Linked DNA regions of Homo sapiens: regions 1, 3 and 4 are each linked to region 2. Evidence: chromatin loops called from intact Hi-C (ENCODE). Cell type or tissue: HCT116. All regions are shown on one strand. Links, peaks and the distances in the headings refer to the core of each region. The heading gives the core; the rest is flanking DNA.

Region 1 (6,521 bases), core at 4,001-6,500, 63 kb before region 2:
TAGAGCTCTGACCCATCTTCTGCAGCATGCAAAGAAGTCGATGGGTGTTTATAAAGAGAACATGTCAAGAAATAAACTAATCTATGAAAGATTAGAGATAGGTGTCTCTATCTTGTTTTCAGAAGTCTTCGAAGAAGTTAAAATGAAGCCTCAGAAGTAACAGGTCATGATCACTTAGGAAATAAGACTGATTAAAGCAGGCTTCATGTAGCAAAAGTGTCATTCAGTGAATTATGGAGAGCAATGAAGGTGGGGAATTTGGGGAAATGGTGTATTTTTTTATCTACTCCTTTCCTGTTTAGAAATGCTTATGATGTACTGCCACACGATAGATCCTTAGTTCAAAGACAAAAGAACTCTATTTTATTGTAATGTAAAGGTTTTCTTCAGTTTTCAAGCTCATCTACTTCCTACAATCTAGAAAAAAAAAAAAAGGCTGAGACACCAGATTTAGCACTTTTTTTTTTTTTGAGGTGGAGTCTCACTCTTTTGCCAGGCTAGAGTGCAGTGGCACGATCTCTGCTCACTGCAACCTCCGCCTCCCAGGTTGAAGCGATTCTCCTGCCTCAGCCTCCCGAGTAGCTGGGACTACAGGCATGCGCCAGCACGTCCAGCTAATTTTTGTGTTTTTAGTAAAGACGGGGTTTCACCACGTTGGCCAGGATGGTCTCAATCTCTTGACCTCATGATCCACCTGCCTCGGCCTTCCGAAGTGCTGGGATTACAGGTGTGAGTCACTGCACCCAGCCAGCACCATTTATAATAAAATTTATAACATTGAAAATGTTGACTGGGCACAGTGGCTCACCCCTGTAATCCCAACACTCTGGGAGACTGAGGCAGGAAGATTGCTTGAGCCCAGGAGTTCAAGACCAGCCTGAACAACACAGAGAGGCCCTATCTTTACGAAAAAAAAAAAAAAAAATTAACCTGCGGTTCCAGCTACTTAGGAGGCTGAGGCAGGAGGATCACTTGAGCCCAGGAGTTCAAGGCTTTAGTGAGCTATGATTGCACCATTGCACTCCAGCCCGGGCAATAGATCAAGACTCTGTCTCAAAAAGACAAAACAAAACAAAAAAATCAAATCTGTCTCGTCATTAGACCTGGGATGAATCATTCCCCTACAACATACCATTGAAACGCTGAAAATTTAGATGTAAAAAAGCCTTCCCTATTCCCTTCTGGGAATTCCTCTGTGACCACTCACTTCTTCCTACTTCTTCCTCCCCACTCCCCAACCAGGGTAGGAAAATGTCTGTGTGCACCGACAATGTCACTGACCTCCGGATTCCTGAGGGTGAGTCAGGGTTCTCCAAATCTATCACAGCCTACGTCTGCCAGGCAGTCATCATCCCCCCAGAGGTGACAGGCTACAAGGCCGGGGTTTCCTCACAGCCTGTCAGCCTTGCTGATCGACTTATTGGTGAGTAACTCCGCTGCCTCAGCCTTGTTTGAGAGTGTGTGTGTGTGTGTGTGTGTGTGTATGTGTAAGAGAGTGTGAGGTTACCAGTCTGGGAGGTAAAAGGCCCCACATGAGGGGCCCAACCTCTTGACCTGTGTTTTCTATTCCACTCTGTGTGCAAAGTGCTCCCAGGGACTCTGACAAACCCTTGTTTCACCCTTTCATAAGCCACTCAGGGATGTGATGAGATGAAGTGAGGTTGGATGTTGACAGGTATTGGAAGAATTGAAGTGGTTGCCAGCTAATGCTACTAGTGAGAACTAATTAGGAGCTCTAATTTGGCAGGGGTGACAACAGATATGACTCTGGATGGAATCACCTCCCCAGCTGAACTTTTCCACCTGGAGTCCTTGGGAATACCGGACGTGATCTTCTTTTATAGGTGAAGATGAGAGGCTAGGCTAATGCAAGTGAAACCTAGGACTCCTCCATAATTTCTGCTGCATCCCTCCCTCTCTAGCCACCTACTGCTTATCAAGCCAGAACATGTCTGAGGTCTAGCAGATCTGCCCAGTCATGATAGCTAAGGGCTGGGAGTTCCTGATCCCAGCTTCCTGGATATTACTGGAGCAGATCTGCCCTAGAGGCAAGGAGAAATATTGGATGATCTGCAGTGGACTTCCCTTCCAGCCTAAGCAGGCTCCAGTGTATGCTAGCCATGACTTTCCTAAACCAGGGCATTTCCCCCTTGACTACATATTGTTGATCCCCACCCTTTCCACGTATAAACCAAGGCCTGTGCACTCCCTGTGTGCCAGGCTAAAGCCCAAGTCCTGACTTCCCCAGCAAGGGAATTGCTCCATGCGGATTTCTCTTGGTGGCTGTCCAATAACACAGCTGAGTGACTCATTCCCTCATGGGGGCTGGCTTTCTCTGCAGGTCCAATGATGTGACCCAGTCCTGCAGTTCTGGGAGATCAACCACCATCCGCGTCAGGTGCAGTCCACAGAAAACTGTCCCTGGAAGTTTGCTGCTGCCAGGGTAAGCCCTGCAAAGGGATGTAACAAAGGCCAAAATCTCCCTTGAAGTCATTCCATCCTGAGATCCAGAGATTACTGAAAAAGAGCAAAAAAGAAAAGAGTTTGAGATCCATTAATGGGTGCTTAGGGGCACAGTCATGGCCCCAGACCCTCAGTCTTCATATGGCAAGAATGGGGTAGAAGGAAGAGTGAAAGCTATTCTCATATTCCTGGTCCATTAAGGCAGCAGCTGCGTAGCATGGTAACCAACAGCTCGGCTGAGAGCCAGGTTGAATCATCTCCTCCACTAACCAGCTATGTTATCATGGATGCATTTCTTACCTTCTTTAGGCCTCTTTTTTCCATATCTGTAAAAATGGGCATAATGCTAAATTCCCTCAGCGGGTTGTTTTGAGGATTAAATGAGACAAGGAGACTTTAGGACGTTTCATGATCTCTGGCTATTATGAGGATTAGTAAAGGTTTAGGGATCCTAGGAATCTCTCTGCAACGAAAATACCCAGTTCTGAGGTTAATAGCTGAGTGAACTAAATCAAAAATTTCTAAATGAATATGACCACAGGACACCCCCTCCCCTCCCCGCATAACAGCAGCTAACATCTTGACGGGCACTAGCGTCTTGAGGAAGACGTTTTGGATATGCTGCGCCTAAACTGACTGGGGAGATGGGGAGCAAAGCAGGGCGTCTTGACCCAGTAGTGGTGTCTGAGTGTCAAATCCCTGTTCTTGCCATTGTAAACATCACAGTAAAGTACATAACAGGTATCCATACCGGAAGTTCATTCCTGAACCCCACCTCAACTCCAATCCCACCCCGAGGAAGCTGCATCAAAGTGGCTATTGCAAAATGTCACAAGTCTGTGGGGAGGACAGGAACCTCAAAGGGGTTGATGAGACAGCCATGCTGGAGCTCAGACACCTTACAATAGCTCTCATAAGATGTCAGCAAAAACATAAACGGGCAGAGGGTGGGGAGCCCACTGGAGGCCAGGAAGGCCTCTTATCAGTGAAATCAGAGATCAAAACCTGTGTTAAGGACTAGTTGGAAGGATCCTGGTAGGGCTAATGGTTTGGGCAGGGAGAGGGTAAATCAGGCAAGCTATGAGACAACAGGCTTCCAACCAGATCTTCCCCACCCCTCCAGCGAGTGAGAGCTCAGGTCTCTTTTCTGCTTTGCTAGAACGTGCTCGGATGGGACCTGTGATGGCTGCAACTTCCACTTCCTGTGGGAGAGCGCGGCTGCTTGCCCGCTCTGCTCAGTGGCTGACTACCATGCTATCGTCAGCAGCTGTGTGGCTGGGATCCAGGTGGGTTTCCCTCTGATCGGGCACTTCCATGAGAGAAGGGAATGGGAGATCTGAGTTCCTTGTTTTTCTCCCCAACAGAAGACTACTTACGTGTGGCGAGAACCCAAGCTATGCTCTGGTGGCATTTCTCTGCCTGAGCAGAGAGTCACCATCTGCAAAACCATAGATTTCTGGCTGAAAGTGGGCATCTCTGCAGGCACCTGTACTGCCATCCTGCTCACCGTCTTGACCTGCTACTTTTGGAAAAAGAATCAAAAGTACATGTTGCGGTATTGGAGTGTGGGGATGGACAGGGTTGGATTATTGATCAGGGAGAATATCTGAAAGTATAAATTAATGGGGTTTTTCTCTGGAGTTGGCTACAGACTCTGTGACTTATCCAGTGCATGGTTTGGTTATCCTGACTCCTGAACAGGGATGGTACCACGTGGCAGTCTATAAATGGATGTTAAATTCTCAAAAGCAAAGAGTATCCTCAGTTTGCTATTATTAACAGTACAGAGAATGACATTATGATTTTGATATTTCCATTAAATTTTGAGATCATAGAAACAGACAGCCTTAAGGAACAAAGATCACTGAACTGGGAACTAAGATTCCTTCTATTACCCCAGCCCTGACACCATTTTACCATGCTTCAGTCTCCTTACCCATGGCATGGGAATAGGACCTGTTCATAGCCTAACCTCTCTACCTCTTTCCCCCTTATTCCCACATTTTGGGATCTTGTCTTTCCCATCCTCCTGTTTTATAGACTAGAGTACAAGTACTCCAAGCTGGTGATGAATGCTACTCTCAAGGACTGTGACCTGCCAGCAGCTGACAGCTGCGCCATCATGGAAGGCGAGGATGTAGAGGACGACCTCATCTTTACCAGCAAGAAGTCACTCTTTGGGAAGATCAAATCATTTACCTCCAAGGTAGGGGTCCTGGCCAGTGCACTGAGGTCAGCCTGGAGGGCTGGAGGAGACACTGCTCCTCAGACACTGAATGGTCCTGTACCGTTCAGGGATGGGCACCCTGCTCCCCACGCCCGATACAATTCCATTTCCCCACTCTGAAAATCCTGCCTTCTCCTTCTGTGTTTCTACACCAATACTCTTTCCCCCGGGGCCCAAGGCTGCTCTTGATCAGGCTCCTTCTCTCTCAACATGCACTCCAGTTAGTGAACTGTTTGGGCCTTTTCACTTCCAGAAGGAGTACTGAACCATCTATGTTGTAAGAATCATCCCCTACTCCTTTTTTTATTTTCACTGAAAAGGGAAAAGGTGATCTCTGGGATCAACTTCTGATAGAAGTCAGGCTCTCCTTTGACCAGTGGGGGGTGCTGTCTTCCAGGTGTCTGGGTCCAGTCCTTTGGGAGCTGAATCATAGTTCAGTCTCAGCTGTTCCCCACTGAGCAATTCTGAGCTGGGAGGGCTGGCTTTGTGTGGGTGGGTGAGTATGAAGCTTATAAATGCAATACAGACAATACTGTCACTGGGTGTGGGGCCAGCAGACAGCATACAAGCAGGTCCTCCAGGGCTATAGTCCTCTGCAGCACAACTCTGCCAGTGCCCATACCTGACTACTGCTCTGAACCAGTTCATCCCAATAGGAGTGGGTGGGGAGGGCGGAAAGAGGGAGGAGGGTATTGGGAGGTGGTGAAGAAAGGACCGTGCTTGGGTGTTTAGATTGCTAAGTCTTGTTTCCTTTGTGCTGACCTGCTAGGGAGACTCCCTTGGCCTCCTTAGACTGCGATTTCTTTTTTTTTAAATGAATGGGAGAACAGTTCACCCTGGGACTCTTGAGTCTATCTGGGACTGCTAGAATTCAGCAAAGGTGCAAAGCAGGGGATTTTTAAGATTTTTGGCTCATGCCTGTAATCCCAGCACTTTGGGAGGCCCAGGCTGGAGGATCTCTTGAGGCTGGGAGTTCAAGATCAGCCTAGACAACATAGGAAGACCCCATCTCTACAAAATAAAAAACAATCAGCTGGGTGTTGTGGAGCATGCCAGTAGTCTCAGCTACTTGGGAGGCTGAGGTGGGAGGATCACTTGAGCCCAGGAGTTGGAGGCTGCACTGAACTATGATTGTGCCATTGCACTCCAGCCTGGGCAACAGAGCGAGACCCTGTCTCTAAAAAACATGTATTTATTTATTTATTTATTGAGACGGAGTGTTGCTCTGTCTCCCAGGCTGGAGTGCAGTGGCATGATCTCAGCTCACTGCAACCTCCACCTCCCAGGTTCAAGTGGTTCTCCTGCCTTAGCCTCCCTAGATGCTGGGATTACAGGTGCTTGCCATCACACCTGGCTAATTTTTTTTTTTTGTATTTTTAGTAGAGACAGGGTTTCACCATGTTGGCCAGGCTGGTCTTGAACTCCTGACCTCAGGTGATCTGCCTGCTTTGGCCTCCCAAAGTGCTGGGATCACAGGTGTGAGCCACTGTGCCTGGCCAAAAACATTTTTTTAAAAGAAAAAAATTTTTTTTTTTTTGAGACAGAGTTTCGCTCTTGTTGCCCAGGCTGGAGTGCAGTGGCATGATCTTGGCTTACTGCAACCTCTGTTCCCGGGTTCAAGCGATTCTCCTTCCTCAGCCTCCCAGGTAGTTGCGATTATAGGCGCCTGCCACCATGCCTGGCTAATTTTTGTATTTTCGGTAGAGACAGGGTCTCACCATGTTGGTCAGGCTGGTCTCGAACTCCTAACCTCAGGTGATCCACCTGCCTTGGCCTCCCAAGTGCTGGGATTACAGGCATGAGCCACCACACCCCGCCTAAAAGAAAAAGA
Region 2 (6,098 bases), core at 2,780-5,279:
CATCTTCCTGCCCAGAACTTGCCAGACTTGACTTCTCTCTGCTGCTGCTAGGGGTGGGGGGAAGGGGAGGGACGGGCTTGGGGGAGGGGAGAGAAGTCTTTGTCCAGGAGGATGGTGGGGGGGGTTGGGAGGGGGGGGGTTAGAGCAGGCGAACAACAGTTTCCATGGAAACAAGAGCCAGTCACTAGGCACAGGAGCTGAGAACCTATCTCTAGAATCTGGGAATGGGGAGGGAGAGAAGGGTGGATTTTCCCATCTGATGTTGGAGTTTTCAGCTCCTCTGTTGAATTCTTGTCTGCTCTCAGGGCTCAGTTTCCCACTCTCAGCATGTCCCAGGTGCACAGAGGTCCTTAGTCTGGACCGCAGGGCTCAAGGTGGGAGTCCTCTGCCCCATTCCTGGGGGCTCCCCAGCTTCTCTCTCATACTCTTCCATAACCCAGACAAATCTAAGTGGAAGCCTGGTCCCATCCCCAGGGAGGGAAACTGATCTCAGTGCCTGAGAGGGACAAAAGCACCAGTGGGAAGGAGGGAGGAGGGAGGCTCCCAGCCCTCCCGCTGTCCTGCAGGCCCATCTGCTTGTGCACATTTACCCTCTTGGGGGCCAGGACACCCCCAGGTGTGCTTGGTAGTGTGACATCGAAGGCTCCCGGGATCCGGGCCTTACAACCAAGTGTCCCAGCAGGCCTGTGCTTATGAAACCCAAATGGGGTAGGGAAGGTGCTGGGGACTCCGAGGAACTTGCAGGGGAGCAGTGCGTGGAGCTGTGGCGAGAGCGGCTCAGTGAGCCAAACAGGGTGCCCATGAAGGGCTGGGGACCATAGGTCTCAGAGAAGATGGCACACGAGAGGAAGTGGGGATGCCTGGGAGGTTTGGGGAGTATTACGAGGGTCACGGGAGGCCATGGGAGCTATCACTGGGTTGTGGGGGGTCTCAGTTCCCCTCCTGTCCTCAGGTACTTGGTACTCACCTGCCTTTCCTCTTGTCCAGGTGAGCACTGTGAGGTGAGTGCTCGCTCAGGCCGTTGCACCCCGGGTGTCTGCAAGAATGGGGGCACCTGTGTCAACCTGCTGGTGGGCGGTTTCAAGTGCGATTGCCCATCTGGAGACTTCGAGAAGCCCTACTGCCAGGTGACCACGCGCAGCTTCCCCGCCCACTCCTTCATCACCTTTCGCGGCCTGCGCCAGCGTTTCCACTTCACCCTGGCCCTCTCGTGAGTGGCTGGGCACTGGGGGTGGGGAGTGGGCCTGGTGGGCATCTGAGGTGCCTCCTGTTCTGTGGTTGAAGTAAGAGGTCAGGCAGTGAAAGCGTGGAGCAGGCTGCCGGCAGAGCCAGGTCTGCTCTTGGAGTTGCCTGTGGTTCTGCCAGCAGATCTCCCTCCCCTGCGCTGGTTAGGTGGCGGGGGTGCTGGCATCCAGGTGGGTACCCCATTCCCTGCCCCCATCCCCAACTCCTGTTCAGGTTTGCCACAAAGGAGCGCGACGGGTTGCTGTTGTACAATGGGCGTTTCAATGAGAAGCATGACTTTGTGGCCCTCGAGGTGATCCAGGAGCAGGTCCAGCTCACCTTCTCTGCAGGTGATCACAGTTGCCCCCCATCCTTGCCCATCTTCCAAAGGCCCCAAGTCTTCCAGCCCCTGACCCCAAGCCACATACTCTATCAGCCAAATCTGGGCCCAGCCCCAGCCACTGGCACCCCAAACCCTGCCATTCCTAGCCCTCGTCAGGCATTCCAGCTCACCTGGTCCTTTCCCCAGGGGAGTCAACCACCACGGTGTCCCCATTCGTGCCCGGAGGAGTCAGTGATGGCCAGTGGCATACGGTGCAGCTGAAATACTACAATAAGGTGGGTGTGGAGGGCACAGAGGGTTGGGGGTTCTGTTCTTGCCTCAGGTGCTTACCCAGCCCTGAGTGGCATTGCCTCCAGGCTTGGGTGGGCTGGTCAGGGCATTTCTGGCTGAGAGGAAGGGAGCGGCTGGGAAGGTGCCACCTTGCTGGGCATTCCCACCCCACTGGGCACTGCTCGATGCTCTCTGTTCCACTAGGCAGCCGCAAACTTGGACACTGAGGAAGGTAGTTACATGCATAAACCACGTGAGCACACGTGTGTGTATATGCATGTGTGTACGTGTGTCTGGGCATGTGGGTGCACACAGAGGCACCCAGTGTGTGCTGGCCATGAACCTAGTGGGCTCTGTACTCAGTGTCCCCCTTCTCTGCTCTTTCCTGTCCACAGCCACTGTTGGGTCAGACAGGGCTCCCACAGGGCCCATCAGAGCAGAAGGTGGCTGTGGTGACCGTGGATGGCTGTGACACAGGAGTGGCCTTGCGCTTCGGATCTGTCCTGGGCAACTACTCCTGTGCTGCCCAGGGCACCCAGGGTGGCAGCAAGAAGTGAGCAGGGGAAAGGGCCAGGGATGGGGTGAAGTGAGGGCAGGGCCAGGCAGGGAGGGAAGGTGGAGAGGGTGGGCTTTTGGGGTCTCTCTCCCTTTGCCTCTCTTAGCCCCTGCTCAGCCCTGGGGATGGGGTCAAGACTGGGGAATCAGAGCAAGGCCCTGTGGGGCAGTCTGGGGAGGGGGCTGAGTGTTCGACAAGAACAGTTCCAGGTAGGGGTGACGCCCTTCCTGAGCACTGCTCTGCAGGGCCTCTTGGACACCTGCCTACGCCGTTCGTGTCTCTGGCCTGGCGGCAGAGCGAGCGGAGGACCAGAAGCTCCCAGCCCTCCCTTGTGCCGCCACCATCTTTGCTCCCCCAGGTCTCTGGATCTGACGGGGCCCCTGCTACTAGGCGGGGTGCCTGACCTGCCCGAGAGCTTCCCAGTCCGAATGCGGCAGTTCGTGGGCTGCATGCGGAACCTGCAGGTGGACAGCCGGCACATAGACATGGCTGACTTCATTGCCAACAATGGCACCGTGCCTGGTATGGGGGCCCGGGGTGGAGCCAGGCTGGGATCCCAGTGCTGAGAGGAGGGGCTGTGCCTGGTGTGAGGATGCCAGAATGGAGGGTCTCAGAGGCCTCTCTAACTGCTGCCACAGGCTTTCTCTTTAGAGCCCCAGCTCAGGTCCACTGAGCTGCCTTCTCTCCATTCCAGGCTGCCCTGCCAAGAAGAACGTGTGTGACAGCAACACTTGCCACAATGGGGGCACTTGCGTGAACCAGTGGGACGCGTTCAGCTGCGAGTGCCCCCTGGGCTTTGGGGGCAAGAGCTGCGCCCAGGGTAGGAGGGGCGGCTGTTAGAGGCCACAGCCTGGGTGCCATCAACAGTCTGGGAACTGGCAGGGTTGGGGCAGGCACTGGGCAGGGCTCTGCTGAGCGGGGCTGTGGGTGGAAAAGCGTGTCTGGGCAGAGCCCTGAAAGGGCAACACAGGAGACAAAGGGGCCAGTCAGAGGCAGGCCTGGGCACAGCGTGGGGCGGTCCCAGGGCAGGTACGCACTTTGGAGGGCGGGGCTGATGAGGGGAGTGGGCTCTGCCTCCCGTGCAGCCGCCACCGCTGAGCATCACAGCCCCAGGGCCCTCTGAGGCTCCACCCGTCACAGTCTGCCTTTTCCTGCCTCCCCAGAAATGGCCAATCCACAGCACTTCCTGGGCAGCAGCCTGGTGGCCTGGCATGGCCTCTCGCTGCCCATCTCCCAACCCTGGTACCTCAGCCTCATGTTCCGCACGCGCCAGGCCGACGGTGTCCTGCTGCAGGCCATCACCAGGGGGCGCAGCACCATCACCCTACAGGTGATGCATGGAAGGGCGGCTGGCCCTGGCCTGGCCATAGGGCCCTGGTAGCCTCTAGGCGGCTGGACAGAAGTGGCTGGGCAGGTCCTGGGCAGGGGTGGGGACATATAGAGGCCGCTGGATCCGTTGGGAAGGTCAATGCTGCCACCTGTTGGGCCTGAGGGAAATAAATACGCTTTCCTCTCTATGGCCTCAGCTGGGCAGCGGGATGGGTTTGATGGTCCAGAAAGGGGAACTGTGAGCTGGAGAACAGTGATTAAGGCCGTCTGCTGACCCTGTTTTCTTTCCTCCTGGTGTCAGCTACGAGAGGGCCACGTGATGCTGAGCGTGGAGGGCACAGGGCTTCAGGCCTCCTCTCTCCGTCTGGAGCCAGGCCGGGCCAATGACGGTGACTGGCACCATGCACAGCTGGCACTGGGAGCCAGCGGGGGGCCCGGCCATGCCATTCTGTCCTTCGATTATGGGCAGCAGAGAGCAGAGGGCAACCTGGGCCCCCGGCTGCATGGTCTGCACCTGAGCAACATAACAGTGGGCGGAATACCTGGGCCAGCCGGCGGTGTGGCCCGTGGCTTTCGGGGCTGTTTGCAGGTGAGTGTCCTGCCCTGCCCTCCCATCCCCTCCCCCACCACCTGCAGCCCCGCTCCACTGAGGGCAACACTGCTCCTGTCCCTCCCAGGGTGTGCGGGTGAGCGATACGCCGGAGGGGGTTAACAGCCTGGATCCCAGCCATGGGGAGAGCATCAACGTGGAGCAAGGCTGTAGCCTGCCTGACCCTTGTGACTCAAACCCGTGTCCTGCTAACAGCTATTGCAGCAACGACTGGGACAGCTATTCCTGCAGCTGTGATCCAGGTATGCTAAGGATCCAGGGCAACGGGCAGGTTATCAGGTGCCTGGGGCCACATGCTGGCTCTGCTGTGTGACCTGGGGCATGGGGCATCACACCACCTCTCTGAGTCTTAGTTGCCTACACAACAAAGCCATAGCCAGCTGATAGGATGCTATGTGGAAAGAAACAGATGAAGGGTTTGATGGAAGATGGTGCCAGGGGAGGGTGGGGGAATGAGCCTCTCTGGTCCTTCTGGTCCCAGGTTACTATGGTGACAACTGTACTAATGTGTGTGACCTGAACCCGTGTGAGCACCAGTCTGTGTGTACCCGCAAGCCCAGTGCCCCCCATGGCTATACCTGCGAGTGTCCCCCAAATTACCTTGGGCCATACTGTGAGACCAGGTAAGCAGACCAGGGCATGTGGCAGCAGGTCCCAGTGGCTGCTGCTTCTCTCTGGTGTGTCCCTCAGAGCCCCGAAAGCCTGGCTGATCCACAGCCAGGGTCAGAAGGGCCACATAGGGCTCACCTAGGTTAGGTGGGAGTGGCAGGGGGAGCTCATGCCTACCTGGGTCCCTCTCTGCAGGATTGACCAGCCTTGTCCCCGTGGCTGGTGGGGACATCCCACATGTGGCCCATGCAACTGTGATGTCAGCAAAGGCTTTGACCCAGACTGCAACAAGACAAGCGGCGAGTGCCACTGCAAGGTGACAGCCCCAAGCAAGCCTCCACTGTGGCCACTTGGGCCTCTGTCCACATCTCCTGGGCCCTAGAGGGCAGGCTGTAGGGATGGGTCTTCCTGTAGAGCTGAGGGCCTTGTGCCTTTGCTCTCACAGGCAGGGCAGTTGGCTGCTTACCTTCGTGTGTCTGAGGCGCAGGGGGACCCTGGGCCAATGTGTAACCCATGAGCTCTGGCCTGGTGTGGTGGTGGTTTGCAGCCTGTTCTGATTCTGTGACATCTCGCTGATGGGCTCAACTCCAAAGCATTGCTAGTGTTAATTATTTTGAATACTGCTCCTGAGGGGACCTGAGGTCGGGACCCTCTCCACAGGGGCCACAGCTGAGAAGGACCCATGAGCATCCTGGGAAGAGAGCCTGGCCAGTGACACCGTTCTTCCCTCCTTTCTCAGGAGAACCACTACCGGCCCCCAGGCAGCCCCACCTGCCTCTTGTGTGACTGCTACCCCACAGGCTCCTTGTCCAGAGTCTGTGACCCTGAGGATGGCCAGTGTCCATGCAAGCCAGGTGTCATCGGGCGTCAGTGTGACCGCTGTGACAACCCTTTTGCTGAGGTCACCACCAATGGCTGTGAAGGTGGGGCTCCTGGGATGGGTGGGCAGCCCTCCTTACAGTGTGCTAGGCACCTGCACCCCAGGAAAGCCAGGAAGGGGCTGGTTGCAGGCCTGGGGAGGCCTGGGGAGGCCTAGGGAGGGCTGGGGAGCCTGGGCAGGACAGCAGAGGGAGAGCTGCTCCTGGGTGACCATGTGCTCTTCCCCGCAGTGAATTATGACAGCTGCCCACGAGCGATTGAGGCTGGGATCTGGTGGC
Region 3 (7,463 bases), core at 1,955-4,454, 160 kb before region 2:
TTTTTTTCCCTACAGTCTTTGTCAATTTATTTGTCACATGCTGAATTTATTGAAGTTTGTTCAGTCCTCCCCTGGGTTCAGTTCATAGCCTACCTTTTTAGTTCACATTAGTAAATACCATCATTCCTGTTATCCCATTGTGAGAGCATTGAATGTATTATATAGTTAAGAATCTATGATGGCCTAGTTTTCTCCTTTAGGGCAGCTGAGACAGATATATCTAGAGATATCTATAACTAGATATATATATGTATATATGATATGCTGAGATATATATAACTAAATATAAATGCATGTAGTAAGTTTTCATATATATACGAATAAGATATTCATATATATGTGAATGAATAAGTATTGAGGTATATGAATGAAATAAGGTAGATAGCACCCCCAATACATTCCATCTGCTATTGCTATTAAAATACAAGTATCATCTGCTCTAAACAGTCATAAACATCTTCATTCAAATGAAGTTAACAAGTTAACCAGCCAGACACCTAGAAAATCCTTGAGCCAGACTTTGGGAGGCTGAAGCGGGTGGATCACTTGACGTTAGGTGTTCGAGACCAGTCTGCCCAACATGGTGAAACTCTGTCTCTACTAAAAATACGAAAAAAGAATGTGTCACTGCACTCCAGGCTAGGTGACAGAGCGAGACTCCGTCTCAAAAAAAAAATAAAAAATAAAAAAAATCCTTGAGCCAGCGGGATTCTGGCACATACAATGGGTACTTTCCCCCTTATTTGTTTATTTCAAGTGCCTGGTGAGACTGGCACAAGTACAAATTAGAACTTAAATCATTTTGTACTACTCTCCAAAATTCTTCTGATTTCTACCCCCCAACACCCATTTCATTGAAAAAGGAAAAAGAAGGAATTGAGCCATTAAAATTATGCTTTCTAATGTGAGAGGAGCTAATTCTGCTTATATAACCACTGCTATTTTACACTCTACTCATTCTGGAACTTGGAAGTCAACGTATGTTTTAATAGATATGACCATAAATGAAGGCTCAAAAATTTGGGTGCCACAGCATTAAGTTGTGGGCAGACTTAGGGCTCTCTAAGTGGGGACAGGAATATGCCTTCCTATCTGTACCCATTTCATAGATATCCTGACTTCCTAATATTTGGATTTAAATACAGTATTCTTGGCTGTGTGCAGTGGCTTAAGTCTATAATCCCAGCACTTTGGGAAACCAAGGCAAGAGGATCGCTTGAGCCCAGGAGTTTAAGACCAGACTGGGCAACGTAGTGAGACCTCTGTCTACAAAAATGTGTTTTAAAAAGTAGCCAGGTGTGGGCCTGATGCGGTGGCTCATGCCTGTAATCCCAGCACTTGGGAGGCTGAGGCTGATGGACCACAAGGTCAGGAGATCAAGACCATCCTGGCTAACACGGTGAAACCTCGTCTCTACTAAAAATACAAAAAATTAGCTGGGCATGGTGGCACGCACCTGTAATCCCAGCTACTCAGGAGGCTGAGACAGGAGAATCGCTTGAACCTGGGAAGCGGAGGTTGCAGTGAGTCCAGATGGCACCACTGCACTCCAGCCTGGGTCACAGAGCGAGACTCCTCAAAAAAAAAAAAGAAAAAAAGTAGCCAGGTGTTACCTGTGGTCCCAGCAACTTGGGAGGCTTAGGTGGGAGGATCAATTGAGCCCAGAAGGTTGAGGCTGCAGTGAGTCATGATTGTACCACTGCACTCCAGCATAGGAGACAGAGCAAGACCCTGTCTCAAATAAGTACATACATACATACATACATACATACGTACTCTATTCCTTACCTTTCCCTTTGGTAAAATGATGTTTGCCTTCTCCCTAGGGAGAAGGGGCTACTGGGGAAGCTGATGCTCCCCATGGTAATGACCAGAGATTGATGTCTTCTTGGAAAAGAAGTCACTCACCTATGAATATCCTGAAGTTGAATCATATTTAAAAAGGGCTGGGCGCGGTGGCTCATGCCTGTAATCCCAGCACTTTGGGAGGCCGAGGCAGGCAGATCACCTGAGGTCGGGGGTTCGAGACCAGCCTGACCAACATGGAGAAACTCTAACTCTACTAAAAATACAAAATTAGCAGGGCGTGGTGGCACATGCCTGTAATCCCAGCTACTTGGGAGGCTGAGGCAGGAGAATTGCTTGAACCCGGGAGGCGGAGGTTTCGGTGAACCGAGATCACGCCATGGCACTCCAGCCCAGGCAACAAGAACGAAACTCCGTCTCAAAAAAATTTAAGGCCGGGCGCGGTGGCTCACACCTGTAATCCCAGCACTTTGGGAGTCTGAGGCGGGCGGATCACCTGAGGTCAAGAGTTCAGGACCAGCCTGGCCAACACGGTGAAACCCCAAGTCTACTAAAAATACAAAAATTAGCCGGGCGTGGTGGCGGGCGTCTGTAATCCCAGCTACTTGGGAGGCTGAGGCAGAAGAATCGCTCGAACACAGGAGGTGGAGGTTGCAGTGAACCGAGATCGCACCACTGCACTCCAGCCTGGGTGACAGAGCTGGACTCCGTCTATAAAAAAAAGAAAGAAATTGGGCCGGGCGCAGTGGCTCACGCCTGTGATCCCAGCACTGTGGGAGGCCAAGGCGGGCGGATCACGAGGTCAGCAGTTCGAGATCAGCGTGGCCAACATGATGAAACCCTATCTCTACTAAAAATACATAAATTAGCCAGGCATAGTGGCGGACCCCTGTAATCCCAGCTACTCCGGAGGCTGAGGCAGGAGAATTACTTGAACCCGGGAGGCAGAGGTTGCAGTGAGCCGAGACCGTGCCATTGCACTGCAGCCTGGGCGACAGAGCGAGTCTCCATTTCAAAAAGAAAGAAAGAAATTGAAGACAAATTAAAGTCACGATCACAGAAAAACTAAAGATATGTATATAACTATGTAGTTATACAAAGGTCAAAAGGCTAAGTGCCGTGGCCATCGCCTGTGGTCCCAGCTACTCAGGAGGCTGAGGTGGGAGGATCACTTGATCTAGGAGCAATGAGCCGTGTTCGCGCTACTGCACTCCAGCCTGGGCGACACAGCAAGAACGGGTCTCCAAAAAAAAAAAACCACGATTCTGTAAGGTGGAAATTAGTACTGCCTTTTCCTGGGACCTATGTTCCCCTCCGAGCCACGCGAGGGCAGCAACGCGCGCACTCTGAGGAACACCCCCTTCCTCAGGACTCGTCCGCCTGTGCTCGGTGGTTTCTCCCAGAATCCTCCAAGGCGCGGGAGGGGGCGGAGAGCTTAAAAGTCGCGGGGGGAGCGGACTTCCGCTGTTTTAGGGAGGGAGAGCGGCCTGGGTCCTGGGTGTTGTGTGCGGAGCTGTGGCGTCGCGTGTGAGGCGCGTGCAGGGTGAGTGTGAGTGGACGCGTGAGTGTGTGAGTGTGCGCGCTTGGAGCGTGTTAGGCGAGTGCGTGCGCCCACCCCTGCGCCCCTCCTCCCGCTTACACTTTGATCTTATTTGATCGGATCGTGACCCCAGCCCCGCCGGGCCGACCCGAAATGAAAAGCTCTCCTCCTGCGAAGCCCCCTCGGGGCGCTGTGCAGCGAGGCCCCTTAGGCGGCGGCCACGCTGTGGTCCCCGAGGTCCCGGAGCTGGCCCTGCGGGGCCCGGCGCTCAGAAGTGATGAATTGATCAGATAGACGAGGCCGGGCTTGTCCCCGGCCACTGATTATCGAGGCGATTCTGATCTGGGCACGGCCACCGGGCTGCGGGCTGCCGGTGGCGTAGGGGCGAGCACGTGAACGGCGGCGGCGGGCGGGGATGCTGAGCGCGGTGGCCAAGGGTAAATGAGCCGCTGCCCCTCCCCCTGGAGCTGGAAGGTCGCGGAGGCCTTTTTGGCCGCTGATATACTTTCCTCCCACTTTCCCATTTCTCCTTGTTTTTCTTTTTTCTTTTGTTCCTTTTTTTTTTTTTTTGAGACAGGGTCTTGCTCTGTCGCCCAGACTGGAGTGCAGAACCGCAATATCGGCTCACTGCAACTTCGACCTCCTTGGCTCAAGCGATCCTCACATCTCTGTCTCCCGAATAGGTGGAACTACAGGCGCGCGTCACCACGCTCGGCTAATTTTTGTATCTTTTGGTAGAGACGGGGTTTCACCATGTTTTGCCAGGCTGGTCTCGAACTCCAGCCTCAAGTGATCCGCCCGCCTCGGCTTCCCAAAGTGCTGGGATTACAGGCATGAGCCACCGCGCCCGGCCCCTTTTTTAGTTTTTCTTTCTTTCTTTTTTTTTTTTGAAACGGTCTCACTCTGTTTCTCAGGCTGGAGTGCAGTGGCGCAATCATAGTTCACTGCAGTCTCGACCTCCCAGGCTCAAGAGATTCTCCTACCTCAGCCTGCCCAGTAGCTGGGACTATCAGTGCACGCCATAACGCCAGTCCTCTCCTTGTTTTTCTTTAGGCTTGGCTTGACTTTTTTTTTTTTTTTTTTTTTGAGACGGAGTCTTGCTCTGTCGCCCAGGCTGGAGTGCAGTGGCACGATCTCGGCTCACTGCAAGCTCCGCCTCCCGGGTTCACGCCATTCTGCCTCAGCCTCCCGAGTGGCTGGGACTACAGGCGCCCACCACCACGCCCGGCTAAATTTTTGTATTTTTTAGTAGAGACGGGGTTTCACCATGTTAGCCAGGATGGTCTCGATCTCCTGACCTGGTGATCCACCCACCTCGGCCTCCCAAAGTGCTGGGATTACAGGCGTGAGCTACGGCGCCCGGCCGGCTTGACATTTTTTGTATGCTACCAACACTTGTATCCCCAGGGCTAACGGCATGGTACAGCATCTGCCGCTAAGGGTTATACACACACTGTCTAGTATGTCCTTATACATGTATATGTCCATTAAGAGAACATGAAATGTTCCAGGGACACTCCTGGAATATACTGAATTAGAATTATCAGGGAGGTCTAGGAATCCATGTTTTTAAAAGCAAATGCCTTTTTTTGATGTTTAGTATCTCAACCTCCATAATGTGATTATCCAGGTAGTCATGCCTCTGCCACCTTAAGCCACTCTAAATAATGAGATCTGAAACTTCATATAGCCACTTGGCAGCAGATATGTGAATAGGTCGGAAAGTCTGGGTGGAAGGGGACTCTATTTATTTATTTATTTAGAGACGGAGCCTCACTCTGTTGCCCAGGCTGGAGTGCAGTGGCGCGATCTTGGCTCACTGCAACCTCCACCTCCCGGGTTCAAGCAATTCTTCTGTCTCAGCCTCCCAAATAGCTGGGACTACAGGCACGCACCACCACGCCCAGCTAATTTTGTATTTTTAGTAGAAACGGGGTTTCACCATGTTGCCCAGGCTGGTCTTGAACCCCTGACCTCAGATGATCCACCCACTTCAGCCTTCTAAAGTGCTGGGATTGTAATTCCAAAGTGCTGGGTGGCGTGAGCCACCGCGCCTGGCTGGAAGGGGACTCTTAACAGTTTGGCTTAAGGACCCTCCACCTGAGTGCCTGAAAGAAGCCCTTTCATATCTGAATTGCTCAGCAATTATGTTGTCAAACTTAATTAGAAATGGGAATTTATTGCACGATATTCTATTATTTTTCCTTTTTTTATTTTACTTTTTTTTTTTTTTAGACAGAGTTTCGCTCCTGTTGACCAGTCTGGAGTGCAGTGGCCCCATCTCAGCTCACTGCAACCTCCCCCTCTGGGGTTAAAGGGAGTCTCCTGCCTCAGCTTCCCAAGTAGCTGGAGTTACAGGCGCCCACCACCACACCCGGCTAATTTTTTGGTATTTTTAGTAGAGATGGGGTTTCACCATGTTGGCTAGACTGGTATGGAACTCCTGACATCAGGTGATCCACCTACCTCAGCCTCCGAAAGTGTTGGGATTGCAGGCATGAACCACTGTGCCTGGCTTGTTTTAATTCTTAATTTTTTTTTTTTTTCCCTTGGATGCAGTCTCACTCTGTCGCCCAGGCTGGAGTGCAGTGGCTCCGTCTCGGCTCACTGCAACCTCCACCTCCCGGGTTCAAGCGATTCTCCTGCCTCAGCCTCCCGAGTAGCTAGGATTACAGGCGTGTGCCACCACACCCAGCTAATTTTTGTATTTTTAGTAGAGACAAGGTTTCACCATGTTGGCCAGGCTGGTATCGAACTGGCTGGTCGCAAACTCCTGACCTTGTGATCTCCTGGTCTCAGCCTCCCAAAGTGCTGGGATTACAGGCATGAGCCACCGCGCCCAGCCAATTCTTAAATTCTTGATATTACAGAACTAAAGTGAAACTTATTAACATTTCACTCTTAAATATTTTATCGACAAATAAAATTCATGACCCAAAAAGCCCAAAACAAAACTAAAAACAGGGAAAAGCTTATAAAATTAAAAATGGTTCCCAGCATTAACAGCTGAACAGAGAATGTGATTTTAAAATTCTTAGCAGATGATGTTGTGTAGAAACTGAACACTTACAAATTATTTAAAAGCTGGAATCACTCACCAGAAACTACACAGTTGGATCATGGGAAAACAGCACAAAGGGGTTATTGAGGGAACCTACACTATTCTAGCTGCGCTCCGTACCCTTCTCAGAGGAAAGCCTGGCATTGATTAAATACTGGCCCAGACTGACACTAGCAGCAGAGCCCCTGATGGTACCCTGCCTATCAAGACCCTTCCACTGGGTTGGCAGTTTTGATCTGGGCCCCGGACATCCGGCGGATCTCATTAATGTTGGCGCCTTGGGGGCCGATTACACAGCCAATTAAGTTATCTGGAATGGTGAATTTGTGGGTGGTTTGAGTAGATTTTTGTTTGGTTGTTTTTTTTTTTTTTTTTTTTTGAGACGGAGTCTCGCTCAGTAGCCCAGGCTGGAGTGCAGTGGCGTGATCTGGGCTCACTGCAAGCTCTGCCTCCCGGGTTCACGCCAGTCTCCTGCCTCAGCCTCCCGAGTAGATTACAGGCGCCCGCCACTATGCCCGGCTAGTTTTTTTTTTTTTTTTTTTTTGTATTTTTAGTAGAGACGGGGTTTCACCATGTTAGCCGGGATGGTCTGGATCTCCTGACCTCGTGATCCGCCTCGGCCTCCCAAAGTGCTGGGATTACAGGCGTGAGCCACCGCGTCCAGCCTTGGTTGTTTTTTTTTTTTAGACGGAGTCCTGCTTTGTCACCTAGGTTGGAGTGCAGTGGCACAATCTCAGCTCACTGCAACCTCCGCCTCCCAGATTCAAGCGATTCTGCCTCAGCCTCCCAAGTAGCTGGGATTACAGGCGCCCTCCACTACACCCGGCTAATTTTTGTATTTTTGGTAGAGATGGGGTTTCGCCATGTTGGCCAGGCTGTTCTCGAATTCCTGACCTCAAGTGATCTGCCTGTCTCGGCCTCCTGAAGTGCTGGGATTACAGAAGTTAGCCACCGCGCCCCTCCATAGTTTGAGTAGATGTATCCAAACTTGCTTAGCCTTTCACCTCTGGAGAACTGGAGTCAATTCGGGTGAATCCGGTCCCGCCGTGCATCATG
Region 4 (7,463 bases), core at 2,469-4,968, 440 kb before region 2:
TACAAATTCTTTAACGTGCTATTTTTATTTTTTTTGAGCCAAGGTTTCATTCTGTTGCTCCCAGGCTGAAATGCAGTGGCTCAATCATAAGCCTCAACCTTCTGTGTTTTTTTTGTTTTGTTTTGTTTTTATGTTTAAATATTGGGTCCCTATGTTGTCCAGCCTGGTCTTGAACTCCTGGGCTCAAGCAATCCTGGTTCAGCCTCCCAAAGTGCTGGGATTACAGACATAAGCCACCACACCCAACTGACACTCTTTAAAATGTAGAGCCTAATTCCTCTCTCCTTGAGTATAGGCTGGGTTTAGTGACTCACTTCTAACAAATAAAATAAAGCGGTAGTGATGGCATATAACTTCCAAACCTAGGCCATGAAAGACACTGAAGCTTCCATCTCGGTATTTCTCTCTTGGATCACTTGCTCTGGGGGAAGCTGGCTGCCATGTCATAATGACACTCAAGCAGCCTATTGGAGAGGCCCACATGTCAGGGAACTGAGACCTCCTGCCAATGCTCATGTGAGTGAGCCATCTTGGAAGCAGATCTTCCAGCCCCAGTCAAGCCCTCAGATGACGGCATCCTTGGCTGACAACTTGACCAAACCTCATGAGAGACCCTGAGCCTGAACCACCCAGCTAAAGTGCTCCCAAATTCCTGACCCACAGAAACTCTAAGATGATAAATGTTTGTTGTTTTCAGCCTTAAGTTCTGGGATACTTTGTTACACAGCTATAGATAGCTAATACACTCACTCACACTCACTCTTTGGTCCTGTCAAGTCACTTAATTTCTCTGAGCCTCTAGTTCCTTATCTATAAAATAAAGATAATCATTCCTGCATTACAGGGATGTTGTGAGAGTTATGTGACATACACTGGCAACAGTTTTCAAACTTTTGATTCCAGAACCCTTTTACACTCTTAAAATTGAGGACCCTAAACAGCCTTTGTTTCTGTGGTTTTAATCTACCATAAAATGATAATATATACCATTTTATATACCTGAGGTGAAAATCCCCCCTCATTGGAGAACAGCTAGCATTCAACATTCAGTCCACTGCAGATGGATTGGTAGAGAAGTACTAATGTATAGATTACTAGTCATTTTTTGCTTGTGCAAATCATTTAGATTTCCCAAAACTAAATGAGCAGTTCCAAGGCGCTTTTTTTTTAGAATTTTAAACTGAGAGGTTTAAAAGATAATTTTATTTATTATGGCATTTAAAAAGTAATAAATCCATGTCATATTAACAAAATAGCAGTTTTTAATGAAAATAACTATTTCTAAAAAATTTAGTGAGAAGAGTGGCATCATTTTACGTTTTGGCAAATATCTTGAATATCTGGCTTAATAAAAGGCAACTGGATTCCATAACTGCATCTCCATCAGTTGCCTGTAATACTAGCGTTGCACAGCTATATGGCTGGTAAAGGAAGGACCTGGTGGCCCCCCCGAAAGGGTTTCAGGAAACCCCAGGGACCCTCCGATTACACCTGGAAAACTCCTACTTTGTTATACCATCTGGCATAATACGTCTTCAATCAATGAACCCTATTATTATTTGGAAATGTGTCATCTACAGAGAAGCCAGTGCAGAACCAAGTGTGACATAACAGAAGGCAGAGCTGGAGGCATGGCTCTGGGCCACAGGCAGTGCAGATGTAAGAAAGCCTGGGTAGCTCTCCAGTGCAGCTTCCTGGTGCATAAGCTGGGGAGACAAGCTGGGTAGGTAGGTTAGGCTCAGAGGTGATTTTTAAGCTCAGAAGCTGCCTGAGCAGAGGCCTCCAGCCCCACCTCTTCTCCCAGGGCAGTTCTGCTAGATGTTTCTCTCCTTAAACTATCTTTGAAAAAAAGGATCTTATGACTAAAAGCCATTGAATTGCGTGTACTGGGGCACCTCCCAGCTCCAACTTTCTTTGCTTCTATGAAATGCATATATCCAAAGCAGCAGCAATTCTCACGTAGCCAGTAACCTTACCAGGTACAGTTATGGGTCATGTGGGAAGGATGAGGATGGACAGACTGAATGACATCTTGTGATTGAGTCCATGGAGTCCTTCATTTTCAGCTAGAAACAGGTGTTCATGCTTTACTCTACTTAACCACATCTTATTGAAAGTGATTCTTTTTTTCTTTTCTTTTCTTTTTCTTTTTTTTTTTTTTTGAAACAGGGTCCTACTCTGTCGCCCAGGCTGGAGTACGGTGGCATGATCATGGCTCACTGCAGCCTCAACCTCCCGGACTCAAGCAATCTTCCCACCTTAGTCTCCCAAGTAGCTGGGACTACAGGCGTGAGCCACCACACCTGGCTAATTTTTGTATTTTTTTTGTACAGATGGAATGTCACCATGTTGGCCAGGCTGGTCTTGAACTCCTGAGCTCAAGTGATCCACCCGCCTCAGCCTCCCAAAGTGCTGGAATTACAGGCATGAGCCCCCATGCCCAGCCTATTAATTCTTTACATTTTGCAAATAAATAAATACAACATGCAACATCCTAGTGTAGGGAAATGCTCTTGGAGTGGCAGATGGCAAGCTGGTGCCTACTGCGAGCAGACCCCATGGGGAGGGACACTGAAAAATGAGCACCCAGCCCAAGCCCATCAACTTACTGGGAGTTGAATCTGAGTGTGGTGCCTTTTCATGAAGGACAATTGAAAATCTTCCACAGTTGATCCTTCCGTGGCCCTTTTTCTCCACGTTTTGCTTCCTAAAAAAAGGTGCATAAGATCCTGTAAACTTTTAGTGCATTTCCAATAGATAGGGAAAGTTTTGGTAAAGTTGAAACGTTAAATTTTGTTATATTAGAGCCTGGAACAGTGTAGGAGGGGCTTGTCATCCTCTACACAGAGCTCTCCTCTGCCTGCCTGTTTGAGAGCTTTTCTACAAGAAATTGCACCCCAGCACAATTTGGCCTGATAAGAAAATGTATACAAGACAGGCCAGGCGCGGTGGCTCACGCCTGTAATCCCAGCACTTTGGGAGGCTGAGGCGGGCGGATCACGAGGTCAGGAGATCGAGACCATCCTGGCTAACACGGTGAAACCCTGTCTCTACTAAAAGTACAAAAAATTAGCTGGGCGCCGTAGTGGGTGCCTGTAGTCCCAGCTACTCGGGAGGCTGAGGCAGGAGAATGGCGGGAACCCGGGAGGCGGAGCTTGCAGTGAGCCGAGATCGCGCCACTGCACTCCAGCCTGGGTGACAGAGCGAGACTCCTACTCAAAAAAAAAAAAAAGAAAATGTATACAAGACATGAAAAATAAATGTTTTGTTCTGCCGAGGTTAATATCTAATCATCACATACACATTCACAAAACACATTTGAAGTATGGAATTATAAAATTTGGAGTTTTCCTCATGCATCAAAATCCATTCCAGGCTGGGTATGGTGGCTCATGCCTGTAATCCCAGCACTTTGGGAGGCCAAGGAGGGTGGATGGCTTGAGACTAGGAGTTCAAGGTCAGCCAGGGCAACATGGCAAAACCTCATCTCAAAAACAAACAAACAAACAAACAAACAAACAAACAGTTCCTACCAGGGGAAGAAACTATGCTATACGTCAGTAATGGGTCACGTAGCTTTGGTCCTGGAAGTACAAGCTGATTACATCCAACAACTCCAGCAAAGTGGGCTTTGCCGGGTGTCTGTGGGACTAAAGGCTGAGGGAGCACGTGAAGGTGATTTTAGTTGCACATGGCCACCAGGTGGCGTCAGAAAGAAGCAACTGCAATGGACATTGTTCAGGAGCCTTCCTGTGGCCCACCTGCAGCTTCCTCCCTCCTCCTCAGAAATCCCAACTCCTCCAAAGGAATTCGAATTAATAACAGTTCTGAACAAAGCTCTTGCTAAGCTCCTGGGATACAGTCATAGCCCCCAGGGAAAGTTGTTCATTCTTAGTATGGAAGGCACTGTGCCCGAGATATCCTGGCATAAATGAGGCAGATTGCCCAGGGCTAGGGTTTGAGCCCAAGGCATTGCTGGGCAAACACATGCTCGCCGCGCTGTGCCCTGGCCTGCTGTTGGCGGAGAAGGGATGGGGCTGCGGGTTTGTGGGGCTGGGGCTGAGAAGCCAGGCTCTTTCCCTCCTCTTGGAAAAACATGCTGTCCTCTTGAGTCACATATTTTCTCACACCTCATTTTCTGTCTCCACCCTTCTCCTCTGGGGCATTTGAACATCTGCTCTCCAAAGTGGGAAACTTGGATCTCACTCAAGTGCATGCAGTCCAACACAGGACTTTTTCTGCTTTTAAACTCCTTTGTGTACTCAAATCTTCTGGCCAAACATAATTCCTCTGGAGAAGACAGTTTTTCAACAAGACAAAGCAGCTAAAGTACACACTTAAATCCAAAGTTTTGCATCAGAAATAACATAAAGGGATAAGCATATTTTACATTTTATACATATGTAATTTATCCACTTATATATAAACAATTTACAAATATCCTGAAAACAGTATGTACCTCAGCAAGCTTCATAAAGGACAAGTCCCATCAGAGAGAGATTTAATCTTCTAACAGAAAGAATATATAGTCCTCCCTTCAATCAATAATTCCTCAGGGATTATGTAAGTTACAAGATTTTAATTCATAAGTCATGTGTATCTTCTCATCACTCCCCAGCAGTGGATTCACTGTGAGATTTGATTTTACACTTGGTTGTGCTTGTCTTTCCAGCTTGTCTATCATAAAAAAGTATTATTTAGTCTGGAACATTGGTCCCTGTCTTGGTACTTAATGTACTTCTGTAGGGTCTAGACTAGGAATTTAGAAGAGAGAAATTTAGTACCTTGAGTGCTTAATAAAAATGGTTCTTTAATGTCAAAATACTTTCATTATACTTAGTAAAACCTTTAAAAATCCAAAATTAGACTTTAATTCAATAAATAAAAATAGTAGGCCTGGGATGACTCAGTGAGTAAGCTTCATGAGTGCCCCTTGGATTAAAGGGCAGCTCAAAGCTGATGACTGACATGGTGGTTTAATGACCCACACACAATGACACATGACCATTTTTAGCACGAGCTTCATGCAGTTTCTTTTTTCAGGGGTGGACACTCATTAGAACTCTTAAGGCAGGTGCCCATTCCCACAATGGAATGCTTTCTAACAGGAAGCCTCAGTCTTTCAGACCCTGTCATCTGCTTCTATTAGAATCCATTACGTACATATAACAGTGGTTGCTAAACACCTGCTGCCTCCCTGACTCTTGACCTTCCAAAGGTCAATGAGCCGAGCTTTGGCCGGAGTCCACAGTGAGCTTAGAGGTAACATCTCTCGCTACCTGAAAGAAGCTTCAAATAAATGATACTGAATCGACACAGATTAATAGTTGCACCAATGGGTGTTTCAAAAACAAAGGATTTCTCCTGAGGATTTTACATGATTTACAGCTTGTTAGCTCTGGAAGATTTCGTCCTTAGGAATGGGAAGAAATCAGCCCTGAGAAGAGGGATGAGGCTTGTTCCTGGGACTGGGGGGCTCAGGTGAAACCCAACAGAGAAGACTTTTGCTCATCATAAGGAGAGAGTAGGGATGGTGGGAGCTGTTTGTTATACAGGATAAGAATCCCCCATGTGGGCAATGATCAAAAGCCTACAGGACCACCCTCCGTGGGCTGTAACCATGATTCTTAACCAAGGGGGCTTATCGGAATCACCTGGGGAGATTTAAAAGCAATATTCCTACCAGAGCCCCACCGCTGGCGATGCTGAGACAGTAGGTGGGATGGAGGCATGTGCATGATTGTAAAATCTCCCATGGTGATTTTGATGGTCTCCCCAGTTGAGGACCACTGCTAGAGGATCTGTAGGGTGCGAGGGAGGCTGGGCTCTGTGCCCAGGCCTGAGATCTGTGACTCTATAACTCAGCCAGTGGCCTCAGTTAGTTGCCGCCCACTCTCACTGGAGTTACTATGCCAGGACTGACTCCAATCCACCCTGGGAATGTAGCCACAAGAAGCCCTCACCATTCAAGGAGCCTGCGACAGAAGGCACAGCTCGGACTGGGTGCCGTCATCTCTGCACAATCCTGCCTTCTTGGAGTGCCGTTGGGATCCTCCTGCGCCACAAAGCACACAGATGGAGATGTGATAGAGGATGTGACTCACGCCGCGGCTGCACACGCACAGCCCAGCAAGCAGCTGAGGTCCGGCTGAACTTGCCACCTCAGGCAGAGAGACTCGCCAAACCTCTCCTCCAGTTGGGGAAAGGGAGGCGCAGGGGGACAGGAGGGAAAGAAGAAAGAGCCCATCCTTAGTTCTGATGTGTCACTCAGTCGGGGCTGCGCCTCTAATGGCCTGGGCTGAAGAATGGAAGTTTCCACCCTGGCTTGCTTCCTTCCTCCTCTAAACAGATTTTAAAATCTGGTGTACAGATGACAGAATACTCTCCCCTTTTTATCTTTCCCTTAGTTTCAAATTACTCCAAGCTTCGCCAGATAATGAACAGATTTAGGAACATAATTTTTAGATCTATTAATCTGACCGCTGGCTAGTAGAGCTCTAAAAGCCTTTCTAAATAAATATATTCAACTATGAATTAAAACAGGGTTTAGGGACTGTCTGGGGGCCTAAATGATTGGTTATATGTCCCTCTTTAACACAAAACAATTACTCCACTGACCTGTGAGGGCTGTTACCACCCACTGTGTATTTTTGACTAAGGTCTTACCCTTTATGTAAGTAAAAAATAAATGTACTTTTCCCATCATTATAAACAATGGCAGAAGCATCATTGTACACATAGCTTTTTCCACATCTTGGATTACTTCCTGAGGAAATGTCTGGGCCAAAGGTTGCGAACATGTTTGTGTGATGACCCATATTGCCAAATTGCTTTCCACAAAAGTTGTACAGATTTCACAGCCACCAACAGTGTGGACGGCTCAGTTTGACCACACCTTCCTCTGCATCAGGAATTATCACTTGAAAATGTTTCTGTTAATTGAAGGGAGGGGTGTGTCACCTTTTGTGTTAATTTGCATTTCCTCTGTGACTAAAGGAAATAAGTCTGTTCCTATATGCTGATTTATTGGTTGTATTTCCTACCTGTGACTTTTTTTTTTTTTTTTGAGACGGAGTCTCACTCTGTTGCCCAGGCTGGAGTGCAGTGGCCTAATCTCAGCTCCCGGGTTCAAGCAATTCTTCTGGCTCAGCCCCCCAAGTAGCTGGGATTACAGGTGCCCACCACTACCCCCAGCTAATTTTTTGTATTTTTAGTGGAGACAGTTTCACCATGTTGGCCGGGCTGGTCTTGAGCTCCTGACCTCATGATTCGCCCACCTCGGCCTCCCAAAGTACTGGGATTACTTTAATTGTGAGTAATTGTGTGAGCCACTGCGCCCGGCCTTACTTGTGACTTTTTAGCTCATGTCCTTTGTCCATTAATTTTCTTGGAGGGTTTCAGTGTTTTCCTGTTACCATTTGCTAGTTGTTCATGATGTGCCAGGTGCTTCCCTTATAGTCTCC

The links. Peaks named below come from ENCODE experiments on the same cell type or tissue, not always from the same donor. Only the 100,000 strongest peaks of a DNase experiment are listed, where the experiment ranks them.
Region 1: a loop joins it to region 2, with 5 times the contacts of the local background. A loop is called at or near these places in 23 of 110 quality-filtered maps.
Region 3: a loop joins it to region 2, with 8 times the contacts of the local background. A loop is called at or near these places in 16 of 110 quality-filtered maps.
Region 4: a loop joins it to region 2, with 14 times the contacts of the local background. A loop is called at or near these places in 5 of 110 quality-filtered maps.

What each region holds. Positions count from the first base shown.
Region 1 is chr1:109,196,232-109,202,752 of GRCh38, forward strand. It overlaps ELAPOR1 (endosome-lysosome associated apoptosis and autophagy regulator 1), which reads left to right. Exons shown (of 22, transcript NM_020775.5): 16 at 1,243-1,423; 17 at 1,748-1,844; 18 at 2,342-2,443; 19 at 3,623-3,749; 20 at 3,828-4,006; 21 at 4,504-4,669. Among named protein-coding and RNA genes, the nearest start is that of SARS1, 14 kb to the right of the region's middle. RefSeq lists an enhancer at 1,106-2,305. In HCT116, for the core only: a CTCF peak has its summit at 5,069 (motif pointing right); a DNase peak (open chromatin) is centred at 5,113.
Region 2 is chr1:109,260,055-109,266,152 of GRCh38, forward strand. It overlaps CELSR2 (cadherin EGF LAG seven-pass G-type receptor 2), which reads left to right. Exons shown (of 34, transcript NM_001408.3): 3 at 988-1,210; 4 at 1,459-1,574; 5 at 1,754-1,842; 6 at 2,233-2,390; 7 at 2,752-2,915; 8 at 3,088-3,213; 9 at 3,557-3,723; 10 at 4,024-4,311; 11 at 4,400-4,574; 12 at 4,814-4,955; 13 at 5,137-5,257; 14 at 5,681-5,864; 15 at 6,051-6,098. Among named protein-coding and RNA genes, the nearest start is that of CELSR2, 14 kb to the left of the region's middle. RefSeq lists enhancers at 1-239, 753-1,252, 3,689-4,671 and silencers at 3,662-3,711, 5,090-5,276. In HCT116, for the core only: a CTCF peak has its summit at 3,739 (motif pointing right); a DNase peak (open chromatin) is centred at 3,777; H3K27ac peaks cover 881 bases.
Region 3 is chr1:109,096,921-109,104,383 of GRCh38, forward strand. It overlaps TMEM167B (transmembrane protein 167B), which reads left to right. Exons shown (of 3, transcript NM_020141.4): 3 at 1-14. It also overlaps SCARNA2 and the pseudogene LOC100420092. Among named protein-coding and RNA genes, the nearest start is that of TMEM167B, 9.9 kb to the left of the region's middle. RefSeq lists enhancers at 2,035-2,794, 2,795-3,554, 4,315-5,073. In HCT116, for the core only: a CTCF peak has its summit at 3,136 (motif pointing right); a DNase peak (open chromatin) is centred at 3,191; H3K4me3 peaks cover 1,779 bases; H3K27ac peaks cover 1,507 bases.
Region 4 is chr1:108,824,596-108,832,058 of GRCh38, forward strand. AKNAD1 (AKNA domain containing 1) reads right to left here. Exons shown (of 16, transcript NM_152763.5): 10 at 5,964-6,055; 11 at 2,610-2,707. The region is part of intron 2 of LOC105378891 (a long non-coding RNA gene); the gene reads left to right. Among named protein-coding and RNA genes, the nearest start is that of AKNAD1, 29 kb to the right of the region's middle. In HCT116, for the core only: a CTCF peak has its summit at 3,701 (motif pointing right); a DNase peak (open chromatin) is centred at 3,696.